Linked DNA regions of Homo sapiens: region 2 is linked to region 1. Evidence: read pairs that join two places in POLR2A ChIA-PET (ENCODE). Cell type or tissue: PC-3. All regions are shown on one strand.

What was found. Peaks named below come from ENCODE experiments on the same cell type or tissue, not always from the same donor. Only the 100,000 strongest peaks of a DNase experiment are listed, where the experiment ranks them.
Region 2: POLR2A ChIA-PET joins it to region 1 with 5 read pairs; 2 of 35 experiments call an interaction of 5 or more read pairs at or near these places.

What each region holds. Positions count from the first base shown.
Region 1 is chr12:26,865,693-26,873,692 of GRCh38, forward strand. No RefSeq gene overlaps it. Among named protein-coding and RNA genes, the nearest start is that of ITPR2, 36 kb to the left of the region's middle. In PC-3, no CTCF peak of the experiment used is centred here; a DNase peak (open chromatin) is centred at 5,569; H3K4me3 peaks cover 720 bases; H3K27ac peaks cover 725 bases.
Region 2 is chr12:25,645,102-25,653,101 of GRCh38, forward strand. It overlaps a transcript of LMNTD1 not described here. Among named protein-coding and RNA genes, the nearest start is that of LMNTD1, 96 kb to the left of the region's middle. In PC-3, no CTCF peak of the experiment used is centred here; a DNase peak (open chromatin) is centred at 3,610; H3K4me3 peaks cover 1,049 bases; H3K27ac peaks cover 973 bases.

The sequences.
Region 1 (8,000 bases):
GTTTCTCATCACACTGGCTTGGTTGAAGTTACCTTCATGCATTTCATGATTTGCAGAGATCAAGGAGAAATTAATATTAAATCAAAAAATTCAAATATTAATTTTAAAAAATACTTGTTTTTTAAAAATCTAATCTAAACCTCCCTTACTTTAAAATTGTCTGCCTAGGTGTGTTTCTTACATTTGGAGACACTCTAAGAGACACCAGTTATCTAGGGCAGGGAGGGTCCAGGCAATTAGATCAAGAAAAGTACAGGAAAGAGTGTGGGCTGCAGGGGTGGGAGGGTAGCTACCTGTTGAGGATGAATTGATGCCAGGAGACATGTAGTTCCCAAAGGTGGGCCCCAGATTCCAGAGAAGGGCAATTGGGTGAATACCTCACGGAAGCCCTACTTTTCTGGCAGGCACATGAGTCTACAGGGGAGAACTGTTGTAAAATTACAGCCTGCAATTTAGAAGTAATCCCCCCATTAAGGATAACTTTGCCTTTCCACCAGAACTCAGGGACAACTAAAATGTAAATGGTGATAATGTATTGTCAGACCCCAACAGACATGTTTTTTTTCCTTACCTCCCAAGGTAAGAGAGTAGAGACAATGCATACTTTTAATCTCTTTTTTCTATCTCCTCTATCCTACTCTCCTTCCCAAGTTCACCCTTTTTCTTTTTATTTTTTTAAAGACAAGGTCTCACTCTGTTGCCCAGGCTGGAGTGCAGTGGCACTATCATAGCTCACTGCAACCTCAAATTCCTGGACTCCAGCAACCCTCCCACTTCAGCCTCCCCAGTAGCTGGGATTACAGGCATGAGCCACCACATGCAGCTCTCTCACCCTTTTTCTTCATAGAAACTGTTGTCTGCCTAACATTAAAGGTGTACTTTAGCTGGGTGTGGTGGCTGATATCTGTAATTCCAACACTTTGGTAGGCTGAGGTGGTAGGACTGCTTGAGCCCAGGAGTTTGAAACCAGCCTGGGCAACTTAGTGAGGCTCCTGTCTCTATATAAAAAAAAAAAAAAATTTTAATTAGCCAGGTGGGGTGGCACACGCCTATGGTCCCAGCTACTCAGGAGGCCGGAGTGGGAGGATTGTTTGAGCCTGGGAGGTTGAGGCTGCAGTGAGCTATGTTCATACCATTGCACTCCAGCTTGGGAAACTGAGCAAGACCCTGTCTCAAAAAGGAGGAAAAAAAGTGTACTTTAGTAAGCTTGCTAAGCATTAATTTCTAATTAAGATTTTATTTAGAAATAAAGTTTTATTACAATAAAACTTAATTAGAAATAAAATAATAAACCATAAAAGACTATCTTAAGACTTTACTTCTTTAATATAAGAAGAGCTTATTCCAATGGTTTTATTTATCTTGATTGAAGTTTGTATCTTTTTCACAAAAGAGTGTTTTTTAGTATCTCCTTTCCACACAATGCTTGTATTTTTTATCAGTTGGCTTGCCTCAATTGGATTCAACCCAGGAGGGTACCTTTTTTTTTTTTTTTGCAGAAGTTGCTCAAACTGAGTACTGACTCCTCTCACACGGAAACCACAAGTGTCAGTTTTTCTTAACTTGAAACAAAATTATTCTCCCCGTCTTACCAGCAGTTTTCCAACACTTGCTAGTTTGTGATCTTTCTGTTTCATAAACTTGACCATCTTAGTTATCAACTGACTGAACTGGCCAAGCCCTACCAATGTCACCTGTGTCTATCATGAGTAATTTCTGTTTAGGGCCTACTATTTACAGGGACCTTTTAAACAGATGAATAAAGCCTTTTTCTCTATCACTAGGATCTCTGTCACCGGTGGGAAAAATTTTAAGACACACATGTGTTTTGTTAACTTAAAAAAACATGTAATTTATAATTTAGAAAGGAGACTATTTCTTGTAAAGAATTACAGCCTGCTAATATCCGGAATCTACAAAGAACTTAAACAAATTTACAAGAAAAAAAAAAACAACCCCATCAAAAAGTGGGTGAAGGATGTGAACAGACACTTTTCAAAAGAAGATAATTTATGCAGCCAACAAACATATGAAAAAAAGCTCATCATCACTGGTCATTAGAGAAATGCAAATCAAAACCACAATGAGATACCATCTCATGCCAGTTAGAATGGCAATCATTAAAAGTCAGGAAACAACAGGTGCTGGAGAGGATGTGGAGAAATAGGAACGCTTTTACACTGTTGGTGGGAGTGTAAATTAGTTCAACTTGTGGAAGACAGTGTGGCAATTCCTCAAGGATCTAGAACCAGAAATACCATTTGACCCAGCAATTCCATTACTGGGTATATACCCACAGGATTACAAATCATTCTACTATAAAGACACATGCACACATATGTTCATTGCAGCACTGTTCACAATAGCAAAGACTTGGAACCAACCCAAATGCTCATCAATGATAGACTGGATAAAGAAAATGTGGCACATATACACCATGTAATACTATGCAGCCATAAAAAAGGATGAGTTCATGTCCTTTGCAGGGACATGAATGAAGCTGGAAACCATCATTCTCAGCAAACAAACACAAGAACAGAAAACCAAACACTGTATGTTCTCACTCATAAGTGGGAGCTGAACAATGAGAACACATGGACACAGGGAGGGGAACATCACACACTGGGGCCTGTTGGGGTGTAGGGGACTAGGGGAGGGATAGCATTAGGAGAAATACCTAATGTAGATGACGGGTTGATGGGTACAGCAAACCACCATGGCACATGTATACCTATGTAACAAACCTGCACGTTCCACACATGTACCCCAGAACTTAAAGTATAATTTAAAAAAGAAAAGAAAAGAAAAGAAAGAATTACAGCCTGCAAGGTGGCTGGCCATCCCACAGGCTGGGAAATGTGCCTTAGGCCAAGACCAGAGACAGGCGCTTCAAAGAAGGAGGGGTTGGAGTAGAAGCTTTATGCTGAACCATTGACTAAACACACATATTCAACAGGTCACACGAGGAGCTATGAATATTCATGAAGTTGGTCCTGAGGCATGCCTATTGAACAAACACACATATAACATTCAACTCATGTTTACTTTGGGTGGAGACTTAACATTTAAATGTATATAATCAGGTTCTATATGTCAAAAGGTTATTTCAGGACATGAAGGCATTCAAGTGCACGGTCCCTGTAAACCAACCAGGACCAAGTTCATGGTCAGTGGTCTTCTTATCAGGAGATCACTGACTGAAATCAATCTCTTGTCCAGTCAGAGCTGCAGTGATGGCTGGTGGAACAGTGACCAGGGGTTAGTTAGTCAGCATCTGGTGGAGCTACTGATAGTTTTAATAATGCTTATCTGGAGGCTAGTGCTTGTATAGCTGCTAGAGAAAAAGAAAAAAGCTCTGTGGCAGTTAGAACATAGTCTGTTCTTTAAATGTAGTGGTGTCTGACTTCACCTTTGCCTGGCATGGCCTAAGGTCTTGTTTATAATTTAATATCTTCTTGCCACAGTCTGTTCTGTCAGTCTTACGATCTCTATTTTAACATTAATGCTGGTCAGTTGTTTTGTTTAACCTCCAAAAAAGAGGGGACATAACAAGGCGTGTCTGACCGCCTGTCCCATCATGGCTGGCAACTTTGTTGGTTTGTTTGTTTGTTTGTTGAGAGGGGGTCTGGCTCTGTTGCCCAGTGGAGTGAGTGGCATGATTTCAGCTCACTACAACCTCTGTCTCCCAGGCTCAGGCTATCCTCCCACCTCAGCCTCTCGAGTAGCTAGGACCATAGGCATGTGCTAACACGCCCAACTAATTTTTGTGTTTTTTGTAGAGACGGGGTCTCACTTTGTTGCCTAGGCTGGTGTCGAACTCCTGAGCTCAAGCAATTCGCCTGCCACAGCCTCCTAAAGTGCTGGGATTATAGATGTGAGCCACTGAGCCTGGCCTGGCAACTCAGTTTTTAAGGTTTTTCTGGGGTCCCCTTGGCCAAAACAGTTCCACTCGGTGGGGGACTTATGATATTATTTTTAATTTACAACTTACATAGATTGGACTACATTCATCCCAGTAGTTCTACCTAATAGTGACACCAAAAGTCTGATCCTAGAGTCAGACTAGAATCAATTCGATGGGAATAATACGACTGGGGCACCTTCCAAAGTAGTTTCTCAGGTCTTTTGGCACCAGTATCTCTCTGAAAACTGTAAGACACTACGTAAGTGTGAAAGAAAATGCTAGAGCCAGTGTGGTGGAGTGGTTAAGAGCAGATTTATCAGCCTCAGTTCAGATCCTGGTTCTGCCACTTCCCAGCTCCTTGAATGTGGGCCCATGGCTCAGCCTCTCTGTGCCTCACTTCCTTCATGGGCTGATTATTCTCGGTGTGCCTTTAGGCCCTGTACTGAGCCCTCTGGGGACTGACACATCAAGCCTGTATCACCTGGACTGACCCCTTGACCTCAGGCTTTTGGTTGTTTCAGCCAATGGGAAACGGGAAGGAAACAGGAAAGAGAGAGCAGTCAGCGTTTCCCTCACTCCTCACCTGCCCACACACCACTGGGGCTCTGGCCACATCCCTCTAGACACAGACAGCTCCGCAGAGCTGCCCTTCCTACAGCAGCTCCTCATCAGGCTCCGGTTACACGAGGTCCTTGGCTTGCCCCTTCTGCCCAGGGCTGGGAACAGCTGCCCACTGCTGCTGGTTTCCTGGATGCCTCCCCATCCCTCATGGATTCACTTAAATCTACCTACTCATCTGTAAATAGTCCCTTCCTTAAATTCTCTTCAGAATTCCACCTGTGTGACCCCTGTCTCTTGCCTTGACAAACACACTGCCTGGAGCTGTACTGAGGATTAAATAAACTAATATGTATTATAAAGCACTCAGAACAGCACAGCACACAGATTCAATGCTATCTGCAGATGAGCTGTTGTTATCAGTAAGGTTGCCCTGCCTGCCTTTCCTATCAGTACTGGAAGACACACCTCTGAGATTGCCAAAAATAGATAAAGGCCCTATTTCTAGAGAGCCTCGGATGTCCGGAGAGCCTCTACCAGCCTCCCTACCTAAGGGTATCAGCACAGGCTTGGACAGGAAAGCTAGAGTGAAACTGGCTTCGATATAAATGGGAAAAGCCACCCCAGGCTGGGGCAAGGGAGGGGCAAAAGCAGGGCTCTCAACAAGCCCACAGCTGAAGGACTCAGTTCCTCTGGCAAGACTTGGGCTCCAGGAATTGAAAGGTGAGCAGTCTTTGGTTGATAGGATCTTTAGAGGGTATGGCAACGTGCAGAGGAGGATAAAATGTCCCAGACACACTTCCTTTACTTCACAACTTGGCCCAGGGCCAGCCTGGCTATTTCCCACGTTCTAAAGCCCAGGTGGACCTAAGTGTTTGGAACTAAAATGATCTTATCTAAAAAAGAGCCAGCTGGCAGAATTCACACACACATATTTAATTCTGATGAAAGCTGTTTCAGGCAGGAACCAAGACCATTCTTTATCAACAGGACCGAGGGCATATGCAGAGGATCAAGAGGATGTAGTGGTTGAAAGTAAAGGCTCTCTGGGTAGACTGCCAAGATTCAAAATCGGCTCCACTACTTTCTAGCTGTGCAGCTTTCGCAAGTCACTCAGACTCTCTAAGCCTCACATTTTTAGCCTGTAAAAATGGGCTGGGCGTAGTGACTCACACCTGTAATCCCAGCAGTTTGGGAGGCTGAGGTGGGAGGAATGCTTGAGCCCCGGAGTGCAAGATCAGCCTGGGCAACATGGCGAGACCCCATCTCTACAAAACTAAAAAATTAGCTGGGCATGGTGGGTTCCAGCTACTCGGGAGGCTAAGGTGGGAGAATCACTTGAGCCCAGGAGGTCAAGGTTGCAGTGAGCCATGATTGTGCCACTGCACTCCAGCCTGGGTGACAGAGCAAGACTGTGTCTCAAAAAAAAAAAAAAAAATGTTAGTAACAGACACTACCATTATAGTGATTACGAGAACTAAATAAGGAAATTTAGGTGCAGTGTTTCACACAGCACCTGACACATAGTTAAGTATTAAAAAATGGTTGCTCTCATAAAAGTCATCATTATGATGATCATTATTACTATTACCAGTTCTTAACAGTCAACTAGTAAAAATCTTGCTGGCACAATTTAATGAAAGGGGAACAAGTCTCATAAGTATATTAAATGAAATGGGATTATACTGTGAATATGTATATATATATGTGTATATATATACACATATATATATAAACAACTTATACTTTTTTTCCTTTCTTACAAAATCCAGACCTGGGAAAAATCGCACTCATTATCTAAACCGTGAGGCACCTCTGCTCCTTAGCACAGTAGCATATTGGTTACAAAGTCAAGGTCTGGAATCAGACCAATCTGAGTTCAAATCCCAGCTCTGCTACTGAAGAGCTCATTGACCCGTGAGCAACTTTATCTCATTAAGCTTCAGTTTCCTTATCTGTAAAATGAAGAAATAATAGTTCCTACCTCACAGGATAGTTATGAATATTAAGTGCGATGATGCATGAAATCTCTTCTTAGCAAGTGTTGGCTCTCATTATTAGCCTACTTCCAACAGAAGGCAGTTGTGAGAGTTTCAATGTTAAATAAAATAGAAAGCACCCCTAAGAATATGTGGGAGCTGTCATACTGAAAAATGCTGCCATGCTGGGGGGACAGTTGACTGGAAAGGAGCATAAGGAAATGTCTGGGGTAATGAAAATGTTAAATTTTTGTTTTGGATAGCAGTTACATGGCTGTGTGGAATTGTCAAAACTCACTAAATTGAACACTTAAGACCTGTGCACTTTATTGTGTGAAAATTGTACCTCAATTTTAAAAAGAAAAATAGCAGTTATGAATTCCACTCTAGATCTAAGATTTTATCTCCTCCAATGCTGTATGTGAAGCCTAGAAAACATCACTGATAATGTTCACTTAAAGAGATGCGGAGGCAGGTGCTGTGCATGCTTAAAGGCTGTCATTAAAGATAATGTTTCTACTCAAAACTCATTCATTAGGAACCACTAAGGGCCATGGGGAGGTCTTAGTCATAAGCATTTGTTTCATCAGCTCTATAGGAATAGTGAACCCAAGGCTTACCTTTATGGATTTTACTTAGGGTGTACATTTGTAACGGATGAGATAAGTGGGTAGGATGGAGCCACACCCACCCAACCACCTATTATACATATTACACAAGGTTCATTAACAGTGGCTGTGGTCTTGCTATGGAGAAGTAGGGTGTGCATATCTGATGAGAAAAGATAAACATGTGAATGGATGAAAGAGCAAAAGGACAAACAAGCATTTGCTAAATGGCTATCATGCATCTCCTTGATGATTTAATTGAATTTAATTCTCACAAAAATCTTGTGAAGTCAGGGTTATTATCACCACTTAACAAATGAGAAAGCCGGTACTTAGAAGGAGAAGCAAGGAGCCTCAGGTTCTACAGCCAAGTCACAGTAGAGAGAGAGGGACCTCCATATAATCTAGCGCATATCCTAAATAATTTCTATTTGTTACAAATAATATTTTTTCTTAAGATCTCCCATGTGTTATATTACAGCTTCTATATGCCATTTAGCACATATCAAAAGGTTTCGTCTTTGTTCCAAATGCCATCCCAGCCACTTCTCTTAGGGAATTAATCAATAATTATGGGGTAGGACATACTTTTGAAGCATTAGTCACTGTTTTCCTGTAATATTTTCTCTGATCTCGTTCTTACCATCTTTCAAGTCTCTCAGATAGACTATTCTGAGTTCCACTACCCCCAGGCAGTGTAAGTTAACAGAAAGTAGAGAAACAAATGAGATTCTTTTGACTTTTGAGTCTCCAAAACTCAAGTCCCCATGGGGAATGGGAAAGATACAGGCGTACGTAAGATTTAGAAGCCTATTTGTTAAGCGAGAGAAAGAAATCTCATGCAAGATTACACAGAGATTTCCCAGCTGTGGGGGAAGGAAGGGGTTAGAAGTCAGGAGCACAGGGATGTGAAGGTGACCACTGAGAAGGGCCCTTCCCTTCCTCCCTCAC
Region 2 (8,000 bases), 1.2 Mb before region 1:
TGCAAATTTAAAGTGCAGCCAGGACAACAGATGTGATTAATCTCTAGGCATAGAGAAAATGGCTAGTTAGGCTCATGAAGAGTTGGAGTCTAGCCAGGTAAGTACAGGGAGAGTGGGGCCAGAAAATTGAGCATGTTTTCAATTAAATGATTTTAGAAATGGGTCATGAATTGTAAGCTGGGCAAAAAGAGAAGCAAGGTTTCGAGAGTAGTGAAAATTGTGAAAGAGTGACAGCATCAATGGACTAGAGGTTTCAATAATTAAGGAATAATTGCAATGGAGATGTGAGGGTAAGGGAGTTGAAAGGAGAGGTGGTTGTGACCATTAGACATATTTCCACTTTGAAAGGTTACGTTGCTCATACATTATTACTGGATGTTCACTGCAGCCTTTAAAAAAAGATCAAAGTAACTGCTGAGCCCAGCTCGCTAACATAGAGTAGAATTATGTGTGGCTAAGAAGCAGCCATGTGATTAGGGAATTGATAATGTGCTAATTCAGTGATACCATGGTAAAATGGGCCACAGAACATTAGATCTGAGCGATACAGCAACATCACAGCACAAGGAAAAGAGCTGGGGCCTGCTTCAAACCCAGCCGTGACATGTAGCAGCTGTATGTGTTTCAGACTTTCTGAACCCTTCTGCATTTCAGTTTGTCCTTTTAAACTGGGATATGGCTACCTCCTTCACAGGGTTGTTATGCACATGAAGAAGGATAATGTATGTAAAGTAACTGTAAATAGCAGGTTCTCAGTAAATATTAATCACTGTGAAAATAAGGAGCCATGTCACTACTGCTGCATGGTAGTTTTGGAGTCACTTTGGGAAGCTTGTAGGTGTTGAAGGAATGTGACACTCAGAAGGACAATGAAAGGATTCTCCTTGTAGGGCCCTCATGGATGAGGACAAATCCTGGGTTGGTTATTGCATTGTATCTAATAATTCTGATGATAGGATTGAAGTCCTGTTTGTTGGCTATTGACAGTGTAGAGGTCAAAAATAAAATCACAATACCTGGGTTAATTTTTTTTAAATAAATAGTAAACCCCAAGCTATGAGGGATGGCATTGTTCAAGATGGTATGGGGTGGAAGACGTACCCCTTGCCCACCAAGAACAGGCCTGTTGTTCATTGACAGCATATGGAAAGTAGAGCTCAGTGTCCCTAAATGAGTTCCAAAACCATCCTAGTCTTTACCCTCCTCTCAGCTCCCTCTCATCTCTCCTGGCCCTCTCCCATCACTCTGGCCCTCATCTGCCCCCGATTTGTCATTTGATTGTTCTGTCTTCTCAGATTCATCTTGGTTTCCAGCATCTGATCTCTCTTTCCAATGGTCTTCTGCTTTCCTCTTGAGGGACTGCCAGTATCCAACCTAGCCCTAGGATCATTTTTTTTTCTCTTGTGCTTTTCTCAAAGCCCCTTAGAGGGGCAGCTGGGTCAAGAGGGGTGATGTCTGCCACTCATGTGTGTTAACCCAAAGTCCCTGGTTTTTCAGTACTCCCTGGCTTTGATGATTGCTGGAGTAAAAGGTAGCCTGGGAGTATGCAGAAAGGAAGCATCAACCATAGTTCAGAGATAGGTCACCACCGACTGAACAGGTGGGCAAAACAAAATTCTAACAGTAGTAAGCTGCCAGTGTTTAAAAATATAATGTCCTGGTGGCCTTAGAAAATCCTTAAAAGGTAGGTAAGGATCTATTGGAGCTTAGAAAATGTAAATGCAAACCAGCTGTTTGCCAGCAATGTTGCTTTCAGAGTATTTGCATTTTAGTCTTTCAACTTTGAAATTCAAATAATATGAAAACTTCTCTATGACATGGATCTATTAAATCTGAGAGGTTGTTGATGTACCTTGTTTAAGACCCATCAACTAGTAAAAAGCAGAATTAAAGTGGCAGACTTTTCAAATGTCTTTCCTAGTATTCTGGGATGAAAATAATTTGGATTTTCTTCTGGTGACTTCTCAAATCCTTACAATGTCATTTTCCAAAACGATTGAATAGGTTTTTGATACCTTTATATCTAATAGATCATTTGACTATTTAATAATGTCTACAATAATAATATTGTCTACAATAATAAATATGTTTCTGATAAAATTTCTACAATCTGGCTGGGTGCAGTGGCTCATGCCTGTAATCCCACCAAGGCAGGTGGATTGCTTTGAGCCCAGGAGTTCAAGATCAGCCTGGTCAACATGGCAAAACCTATCTCTACCAAAAATACAAAAAAATTGGCTGGGCATGGTGGCCTGTGCCTGTAGTCCTTCCCAGCTGCTCTGAAGGCTGAGGTGGGAGGATGGCTTGAGCCTGGGGGGGCAGAGGTTGCAGTGAGCTGAGAATGAGCCATGGCTCTCCAGCCTGGGTGACAGAGCCAGATCCTGTATTAAAAAATAATAATAAAAGTAAAAAATGAAAAAATAAAATTTCTATAATCCAGCACAAATCATTTTTGGAAGTAGTTAAAATATAAGTTTAAAAAATAAAATGTATAGTTAAATCTGTGTTCATTTATTCATCCTTTTATCTCTAGCATGTTGCATGGTTTCTAACATTTACCAGTTGAATAAATACATGAATACACCAATTACTAATTCATCATCTTCTGAGTTCTCAGTACTATACATAAAAAAGCATTTGCTATTATTTTAAATTAAATTTATTTCATCTGAAATCTTGAAACTGGGTAATCTGTCTCTAGTTGACCAAAATGGTTCCTCTTGACTATTACAGATTGGTAAAAACAGCCAATTTCATAGGAACTGTCAAATAACGTTCAAAATTGGTAAAAGTGGAGACTTTAGGACAAATTATCTGAGGATGTTTTCTCTTTCTCTTCCTTTCCTTCCTTCATTCCTTCCTTCTTTCCTTCCTTCCCTGCTATATTACTATATTACTATTATTATTACCAAAGGATTATTTAGTCAAGATAGAGAATGTAGTTTTTTAAAATGTAAAGTTTTTCATCATAAAAGTAATGCATATTTATTGGAGGGAATTTGGAAAACATAGGCAAGCCAAAAGAAACAATGAAAATCACTGAAAATGTTACTTCTGTAGGATACCTCTTTTTACACACTAATATGTCATTCTTGTTTATTCTATACATACGTGTTCATTTCGACAGTCATGGGTTCCTGCTACACATACCATTTCAACATTCTTTTTTCACTTCAAAATCGTCTGTACAATGTTTCACTCAAAAACAGCATCTCAATTCATGCCATTTTTATTACTTTAGAAATTTCACGTTTATGAAAAAAATTGTTCTTATATCTCAGTGATGACAGATATGACCACTTTCTAAAGTGTCAGGTGTTAGTATAAAAAGGAAATGAGGGAAGCCAGCGAATTGCCTGATGGGGAAAATCCAGCATTCATTTCTCACTTACTGTGGTGGGTCTGGACTCTGGAAACACCGATGTCTCCTGCTCTCACTGGCTGTTGCATGTAGTGTCCTTAAGCTTCTTCTGTTATGCTCAGCCCCGGAGATCTGGCACACAGAGCCATAGTAACAATGCGTTCAGCCAGGTTTCCTTAGCTACACACTAGTGACAGGACAGGACGCTGCCCTAAAGTGCCTGCCGCTGACTCAGGGAGGAGGCTTGGAACACACAGCGGGAGGTGGGAATGGCTTCTGCCTCACCCAGAGGGGCTGTCACCTTAAAAGGAAGTCACTCCATAGGCTTACAGATCTCATGCCCTGGCAGGGATCTAACAAGCTTTTATGGGTTTTATAGGATCTTATCTGCTTGGTAACCCAGTTTAATCATACAGAAAATTTATTTTTTTTACTTTTACCCTGTATGAATTAGTCAGCAAGCAAAGAACTTGCAATGATTATTTTCCTAAGTGAATTCCTTTTACATTCCATATTAGGTTAATGAGTTCAGTGTCATTTCAACGATACGTGTGTGTGCCTGGGGGTTTTTGTCTTCCTATATATATGCTGCATTTCCTGATTTCTCATTTCATCTGGCTAATATGTATCAGGCACTGTGCTCAGTGCTAGGGGATCTTAGAAGGAATTCTGTAATCTCTCTCAAGAACTGAGTTGCCCAATACTGTAGGCATTAGCAACATGTGGCTATTTAAATTATTTTTCTATTTTTTTTTTTTTTTGTAACGGAGTCTAGCTCTGTCGCCCAGGCTGGAGTGCAGTGGCACGATCTCGGCTCACCACAACCTGTGCCTCCCAGGTTCAAGCGATTCTCTTGCCTCAGCCTCCCAAGTAGCTGGGATTACAGGCGCCCGCCACCACACCCAGCTAATTTTTGTATTTTTAGTAGAGACAGGGTTTCACTGTGTTGGCCAGGCTGATCTTGAACTCCTGACTTTGTGATCCGCCCGCCTCAGTCTCCCAAAGTGCTGGGATTACAAGTGTGAGCCACCGGGCCCAGCCACTAATTTTTAATTAATTAAATACAATTAAAACTTTACTTTCTCAGCCACACTAGCCACATTCCAAGTGCTCGATACACATAACTAGTGGCCACTATACCAGATAGCACAGACACAGAACATTTCTGTCATTGCATACTATTCCGTTGGACAGTGTTGGTGGAGCTACTAAGAGAATGTTGATCCTGTTAACAAATTATGTTTCTGAATCTATAAAATTGGATCCATCTTTCCAAATGTTTTGCTAATTCTCCTTTGTGATGGTTTTGTAATTACACAAACTATTCTGCAAGGAAGCTTAAGGAGATAAGCTTTAGGAAGAGAGTAATGAATAGCATATGCTCATTGTCTAGGCAGGTCTCCAAAGGTCCCCAAACTTTATATAATTGTACACCATTATAGGAAGCATTTTAAAACAATCACTCCCAATACAGGTATTTGCATTAAAAAGTAATTAATATGTGCTACTGTCAGCTAATATTTCAAAGCACAGTCTATATATTTAGGGCTCATTAATGAGAGTTGATATAAAACCATATTCCAATAATCTTCTTGATAATCTTGAATCTCAGTCCAACTACTTGTCATATCATATGTCTGTGATACAGACTGGTATGAGTGTAAAGTTAGAATCCGGAATAGTCTATATTCAGTTCCACCACTTTCATTATTTTCGGTTATACGCATCCACCAAAACTAGGTTTAACAAGCATACTAGAAAATCTCTTATGATGAATAGATAAGTGTAGTTCATAATTAGCAAACCAACAAGCCACCTTAGCACTGCTGGATTTCCACTTCTGTGGCCGTGGCTATATTTAGATATAAACAGGGAACACTTGCAAATGATTAGATTAAGTAGGTAAACTTTCCCATTATAAATTTCTTTTTCTTTTCTTTTCCTTTTATTTTTTTGAGATGGAGGCTTGCTCTGTTGCCAGAGTGGAGTGCAGTGGCCACTGGAGTGCAGTGGCGTGATCTCGGCTCACTGCAACCTCCGCCTCCCGGGTTCAAGCAATTCCCCTGCCTCAGCCTCCTGAGAAGCTGGGACTACAGGCGCACACCACCAACCCCGGCTAATTTTTTGTGTTTTAGTAGAGACAGGGTTTCACCATGTTGACTAGGATGGCATCAATCTCCTGACCTCGTGATCCACCTGCCTCAGCCCCCAAAAGTGCTGGGATTATAGGCGTGAGCCACCGCACCTGGACCCATTATAAATTTCAAACATCACGCTTGCTTCACAAATTTCTTTTCTATCAATGGAACTAATTCAGTCCTTAATATGTGACACTCCAAATGAACAGAATTATTGATTTACTCATTTTCATTTAAAAGAAATATGACAACAAATACAAAATGCAGTTAGAAAGGAATGCTACATGGATTTATATACATAGAAAATCAGCTAATTAGAACAATGCTTTTCCATGTTATATCTGTTTTCTTCTTTATTATATTGCTATGAAGTGGGCAAAGTAATTTTTTAACTCTTTAAAACTTCTGTCATAATTGTGTCTGTGCCTCTCCTCCATAAAATTAAGTATTTCATAACTCAGTATTTGTCCTAGTTTAGTCATCAATTTGCAGGGGAAAACAGACCTTAGCACGTCACTTGCTAAGGTCCTTGGGCCTTTCTTTGCTCCCCTGTCTAATAAGAGAATTGGAGTATATTATTTTTTAGTTGCTTTCCAAATCTTCATTCTCAATTTTTAAGAATAGAGAGTAGTTTTAAACTACATTATTCATCTTTTTATAGAAAATTATTTTTAAGCTATATGAGGCTTATATATGTTTATTTTAGTTAATCTTTTTTAAATTTTTTAATTTTTTCCCCCCGAGATGGAGGCTTGCTCTGTCACCCAGGCTGGAGTGCAGTGGCCCGATCTCGGCTCACCGCAACCTCCCCCTCCCAGGTTCAAGTGATTCTCCTGCCTCAGCCTCCCGAGTAGCTGGGACTACAGGCACATGCCACCATGCCTGGCTAATTTTTGTATTTTTAGTAGAGACGGGGTTTCTCCATGTTGGTCAGGCTGACCTCGAACTCCTGACCTCGTGATCCACCCACCTCAGCCTCTCAGAGTGCTGGGATTATAGGTGTGAGCCACTGGGCCCAGCCTTACACATTTTTAATTGGCTAAGAAATCAATTATGTATTCAGAAATAAAAAAAATTCAATCCACAAATCTCCCTCTGAAAATAATAATAAAGAAACATACCAGCCCATGGTACCAGGTTCCTATATGGTACCTTTATAAATCCTGCACTGATTTCTTACCTGAACAAGGTCCTTCAAGTTATGCTGTGATTTTCAATATTATGAGAGCAAAGGGCATATTCACTGAATTTCCATGGTTGATTCTGTGCAAGTTATTCTGCATATACAGCAAGCTGAATCTATTTAAAGGCCAAAATTCATTCACCAAAGTCACCTTTACAAATTTTAACAAACGTATAAGTTTGAGCAATGCTTACAGTAACTAGATTGATTAAAATTAAACTAAACACTTTGAAATTGCACTTAATTTTGAACTAAACATGAATTTACAAGGCAACAGATGAGACTGAGCACACCCTCTCCATGCTGATTGCATCAGGTGTCTGAAACAAAGCAGCAAAGGGGGTCATTAGCTCCTAAAGGAGCAATTAGGTAAAAGTGCTGTGATTTACCATATGTATAATGTATGAGGCTTCTGGAAGGGTTTCAGTCTATGCAAAACAGGTCAAAATAATAGCAGATGTTTCTTCAAGGGGTACTAACACAATTCAATAATCTATCTATATCTAAAGTTCCCTTCCTACAGGATGTTATATTGGGCAATTTAGAAATGATACCTTACAGCCAAAAATTATTTTTTAGTGCTGATGAAAATATATGATTACATAATTTAAACATTCTATGACCTGAATTTCTTATATCCTCCTTTTTTGGAGGGCAGCCTTTTCAGTGCAATAGTGTTAACATACTTCACTCCCTACACAGTGAAAGCACTCCTATAGCCTGATGAGCATGGAGGATGCCTCGGTTATGGATAATCCCATCACGCCAGAAGGACAGCATTTCAGACTCTGGGAATTTCCCTCTGGAGGGACTTGAAAGAATCTGCAAGCTGCTAAGATTAAAAGAGATGACAGGTGGTAAGAAAACTGGTGGTGAAAACACACCACTCATTTTAGTGTATTGGCTTTGAAGAGAAGATCATTAGAATGTGAAAAACAATAGGTAGAAATTATTCTCTAGAATCTGATGTATGGAGCCCATCAAAGGCAGAAAAGAAGAAGCCTGGGGAGAGGGGATATTGCTCATACTAAAGACAGGGCAAACCTGTGGGGGAACAGATGTAGGAGAGCCGGGGGCAATAGGTCAGCACTAGAGGCACAACAGCCTTGCTGATGGGCTCCCCTTCCTTTGAAAGAATGCAAAAAGCGGGGAGTGAAAGAATAAGAAACATGTATTATTGAGCTGGACACTCTGCATGGTACTGTACGTGGATTTCATCAACTGGTCATTACAAGCACCGTGAGTTGGATGGTAGTCCTCATTTTATAGAAGTCTTTAAACAAATCTATTTTATGCCTAAATAACTTATTAATATGCC